Regions from separate parts of the Homo sapiens genome. Here region 2 is linked to region 1. A link is an interaction called in ENCODE POLR2A ChIA-PET data of the cell type or tissue named here. Cell type or tissue: A673. All regions are shown on one strand. Region 1 overlaps TAFA3 (TAFA chemokine like family member 3). Region 2 holds the start of CTTNBP2NL (CTTNBP2 N-terminal like).

Evidence for each region. Peaks named below come from ENCODE experiments on the same cell type or tissue, not always from the same donor. Only the 100,000 strongest peaks of a DNase experiment are listed, where the experiment ranks them.
Region 2: POLR2A ChIA-PET joins it to region 1 with 9 read pairs; 10 of 35 experiments call an interaction of 5 or more read pairs at or near these places.

What each region holds. Positions count from the first base shown.
Region 1 is chr1:112,725,589-112,728,088 of GRCh38, forward strand. It overlaps TAFA3 (TAFA chemokine like family member 3), which reads left to right. Exons shown (of 6, transcript NM_182759.3): 6 at 1,041-1,647. The coding sequence ends at 1,052. Among named protein-coding and RNA genes, the nearest start is that of TAFA3, 7.9 kb to the left of the region's middle. In A673, no CTCF peak of the experiment used is centred here; no DNase peak of the experiment used is centred here; H3K27me3 peaks cover 1,287 bases.
Region 2 is chr1:112,394,730-112,397,229 of GRCh38, forward strand. It overlaps CTTNBP2NL (CTTNBP2 N-terminal like), which reads left to right and starts at 1,485. Exons shown (of 6, transcript NM_018704.3): 1 at 1,485-1,543. RefSeq lists a silencer at 1,683-1,732. In A673, a CTCF peak has its summit at 148; a DNase peak (open chromatin) is centred at 1,392; H3K4me3 peaks cover 1,848 bases; H3K27ac peaks cover 2,207 bases.

The sequences.
Region 1 (2,500 bases):
CAGATTTCTCTGTCCACTGTCACAGCACCCAAGAGGATTATTATTTTCATGGTTTGCTGCCTGCTCCACAGAACAAGGGGTAATTAAATTTTTTATCAAACTCGTTAGCAGCTCCATGTGTGTCATGGCTAATCAGCCGCATTGCTCTGCCGTCACCATTGGTACAGAAGAGTGACACTGCAGGGCAAGCCAGGGTTCTGCCTTTGGCTTTCCTTCCCTCCCACCACACACAGCAAACAAGCAAACACATAAGAAAATAGAGAAGGAGGGCTGGGTGCGGTGGCTCATGCCTGTAATCCCAGCACTTTGGGAGACAGAGGTGGGTGAATCAAGAGGTCAGGAGTTCAAGACCAACCTGGTCAACATGGTGAAAACCCGTCTCTACTAAAAATACAAAAATTAGCTGGGCATAATGGCACACGCCTGTAATCCCAGCTACTTGGGAGGCTGAGGCAGGAGAATTGCTTGAACCTAGGAGGCAGAAGTTGCGGTAAGCAGAGATCATGCCACTGCACTCCAGTCTGGGCGACAGAGTGAGACTCCATCTCAAAAAAAGAAAAAAAGAAAAAAAAATAGAGAAGGAAAGGCAGCCTTTGGCTTCTGAAGAGAGCAACCATTTTCACAGAGCACACAACAAAAGGAGCTACAGCAAGAAAAAGTTTGGCTCTAAAGTAGAGCATCCTCTCTCTATCCGGAGGCAGGGATGAGGGACAGCCATTCTGAGTATATTTAAGATCAGAAGAGAATGAGACCCACTACAGAGCTTGTGACATTTGTCACCATGTTATAGGTTTGGGTTTGTGGCCTGTAAGGAAGTGCTTGCAATTTGGGTAGCTACTCTGAAGCAAACAGTGGGGAGGCTTGTCTGACGTATGTTTGCATGGGTCACCAGGCCATGCTTTCCCATTCCGGCCTGCTTTAGGGTGAGAGGATTGGCAGCAATGTCCTCTAAGTGACCTGCATATTCTGGGTAGTCTCTGGCATGCTGGAATGGAATAGGCATTCCCTTCTCTAACCTTACCCTCTCGCTTCTTCACCAGGTCACACGATAGCTCTTGGGGGTCACGGCCTGGACAAGAAAGGCTTGACTGAGCCGTGAACTGAAGAATGGTATCCAGTCATCAGCCAGGAAAGATGGGGATTCACTTACATGCCTCATGTCAAATGCAGCATCAGTCTTTCCGGGGCATTTCAGTTAAGCTGCTCAGCAGATATGGATGGATCTGCAATCACATACCTAATGTGGAGCTGGGCTTTTCTGGAGACACGAAGGTCAACACACAATTCCTGCCCTTAAGGAATGTCCAGTTGAATTGGAGAGTTGATGACAGACAATTTAGATAATTTAGGTTAAAGTACTTGATACCAGACTGCGGCTTCTGGGCCACATGCTATGGCATGATGGGGGTTTGGGAATGAGATTCCCACAGTTCTTCAGATACCCTGTGGCCACAGGGCATAGAAACAAGAGGTCACATTCAGCACCCACCACCTCCCTCTTTCGCATCAGTTCTGAATCCCCAGCAAGCTGTTAACATGTTGCAGGAAAACACTCTCCCCTTATGCCAGACCAGCAGTATCTCATTTGGATGGGATTGGATTGACTTGCGGAAGGAAAGTAAAAATAAAGCCAAATAACTTCCCAAATCTTTGGCACAGGTATGGGCCATTCATTGGGTATGGGATGGACAGGACTTTAAAATCATCTCCATCCAAGCACCTCAGGTTTTTGTTTGTTTGCTTATTTTAACAGATGAGGAAGCAGCTCCAGAGAGGTGAGGCAGTTTGCCCAAGATCTCATAGCCTGGGCTCCCAGACCTCTAAGACTGATGACTTTCCACTAGCCTGAATAATAGGATTCCAACGTAGGCCTCCCATGTTAATTTTATGTCAAGTTACTGGAACCAGCAAAGTACAGGCTGGACAGCAGCAACATTTTTCTTGGGAGATGCTAGAGCAGAGACTTTTACTAAGGTCACTGTTCTCCTGTCTGAAATAATCCAGAATATCCACACACCGGGATGTGGGACCATCTGGTCTCCACTCTACTCTCATCCTCCAAATTTCAAGCAGGCCTTATGACACCCAGAGGTCACTCAACTCAGTTACAGCTGGGGCTCAGCTGGCATCTCCATTGCCCACTCTGACCCATCTCTTCTGGGGTCTTTGGGCTATGATTCTCAGAAGGTCTGGCTCCAGGAGAAATTCTGGGTGGGATGTAGAACTGGTTAGAGTCTTCTCTTTTCAAAGGCCCCTGCTGGGCAGCAGGGGTGGAAGGCTAGAGCCTCCGTTTAGAATTAAAGGTCAGTGCAGTCAGGCTGACACTAGATGGCTCAGGGATGACACATAGGCTTCAGGGACTCAGAGGCATGGGCTACTTAGATATCTCATCAGTAAGAGAATTGCAGCCTCTGAGACTGTGGGTGTTGAGATCACCAAGGCCTTAGGGAGGGGGGTGTCAGTAGAGACCCACCTGGACGATGCTGAATTCTGACCCTCA
Region 2 (2,500 bases), 330 kb before region 1:
CGCCCATTCTTAGTCCAGCATGTGAGAGCCAGTGTGAAGTGAGCAGAATATGGCATAAGTATGGAGTCATACATCCTTACTGGAAATTCTTTACCATTTACTAGCTCTATGACTTTATTTGACTTCTCTGAATCTCTATCTTCTCATCTGTAAATTGGACACAATGATGTCTATCCTACACTGTAGGATAGATTTCTCATACAGCACTGAAAATGACATCAAATACCATTAAATGAAAGTACATGGCACAGTGATAACATGATAAATACTTGTTTACTTCTTTCAGACTATAATCGCACAAACTGATCACATCCCTCAGTCAGACTGTAAACTGCATGAGGCAGGCTGCATCTGCCTTGGGGACTGTCTGCCTAGGCAAGCACTAGGTCCCTAATGCTGTCTTGCGAATTATAATTGCTAAGTTTAGGGATAATGTATTAAGTGTACTACATTATTTATGCATTATGAATATTCGTCTCAAATATTTATTATATTGTATTTTAAATAATGTGGTTATTGTAAATGTAACCAGCTGCATCAATCTGTGAGCTGACAGCCATTCTGTGGAAAAGGAATTCAGAAACTTTGACCTTAGGTAGGGATACAACTAGTTATACATCCACTCCCCTCTCTGAGTTATTTGGTCCTGCCTAAGACTTGCTGCCACCAAGATCTGCATTCCTGTGTTCACAAGGCAGACATTCCTTGCATCCTCTGTACTCTCCATTGTTTCAACTTCACTGCAAACACCATTCCCCACAATATAATGAGGCCAAGGAAAGAAAAAAGTCGCCTCAGCTGGCAAGCATAGGGTGGAAAAACCTGCCACACAAATTTGCAATTATTTGACTTCCGCCTGGAAGGCAGGTCGGCTGGGTTTATGTCCCCCAAAGTTAGTATCCTCTTCTGTACAAAATGTGGTTGAGAGAAGGGTGATCTCCAGGTGTTTCATCTTTGCACCCTTGCTTCCAGCACCACGCCCACAGGCGCTTCCAGAAAAAAGAAAAAAAAAAAGGGAGCAAGGAAGCCAGGTTTTTCAACAACGAATTCATTCTAATGCAGACACCAAAGCCCACTTCATTTATTAACATTCTGGATAAAATCCCAATCGATTAGGCCACCAGAGCCCTCCATTCCTAAACTCCGCGTACAGTCAGGTAAAAGCACGAAGCACTAGTCACGGTCCTGCCCAGACTTTTCACGCAGAGGTGGAAAGTTGCAGACCCCGAGCCGGGAGGGGCGCGAGCCCACCCTGAAGCCCAGGACCCAGGAGGGCGCTTCCTCCCGGAAGTGACGCGAGCTCAATCCCGGCCTTGCTCTTCCCAAACAAAAGGGATCTTGGGGCCCCGGGAGGAGCCTGAATGACTTTGGAGAAGCCCCGCCTCCAGCCGGCGCGGATTGGGGCCGAGGCTGGAGAAGCAAGGAGGCGATTGGCGCTGGTGAATGCCAATGCCCCCGCCGGGCGGCTGAGGGGGCGGAGCCTCAGCCGCTGTGGATGGGGAGTGGAGGCGGAGGGGAGCGGAGCCCGGAGCGTCGTGGAAAGGTAGGAGCAACTATCCCTGGGGCTTGGTGATGGCTGGGAGGCCGGGTTCTCAAGAGCAAAGCAAGGATAGGGGCACCGGTAGCCTCCCGCCGCCGTCTCAACGGCCTCTGGGCCCATCCCCTGAGGGGGCGGGGCCGTCTCCTCCACCTCCCGGTATTCCCCGAGGAGGCGGCTCCTCATCCTCCGAGGGTCCTCACAGCTACTTTTTGTCCCTCGTCGATTCCCAGCTCCTCAGAAGGGGCTTCCCTCTGACACCCCTCATTCAAAGGCACCTCCCACCCCGCACCTCAGCCTTGGCGGAGAGGACTCACAGGTACCGATTCTCTAGGCTGCCGCCCCCAACCCCATTTCGTACCCCCGGAAGGCCAAACATCCCTCCCTACACCTGTCCCTGCTCGCCAGGGTGGGACTGGAGCTGCTTTCCTCCGTAAGATAAAATTGGTGTTTCCCAAAAAGGAGGGATGGGGCGAAGCAAAAATCAAAGACCGACCTAGACAGCCAGCTTTACGGAGGAAGCGGCTTCTCCCACTTAAGTTCTTCCCATCCCCCATTCTCTGATGCTCAGTCTTCCTCCCGCAGCCCCTCGCATCCTCTGGCCTCTTGTGAGGAGTCGAGAGCTCTCCTGTTTTGGGACTGTTTTGGACTGTGAAAGAGGGAGAACTAGGACCTCCTCTCCTTCACCCTTTGTACCTTCCTTCTACTTTCTGTTCCTTCTGGGAGCACCCAGCCTCTAAGGGTTTCTTAGGTTTGAATTGCGTTTCATTTTTCCTTTTCCACCCTATTTCCTCCCTGAGAACTTGATGAAAAGCCATCTTATATTTCACAGTGAGGTGGGTGTGTTGGATATCTGCAGAGCTGGCTTTGTGTGGGCAGGAATGCAGTATATGTTGCTTGACAGTCAATGAATAACACCATGTTTTCAAATGAAACAGTATACATAAGTAAATAAGTAGCAGT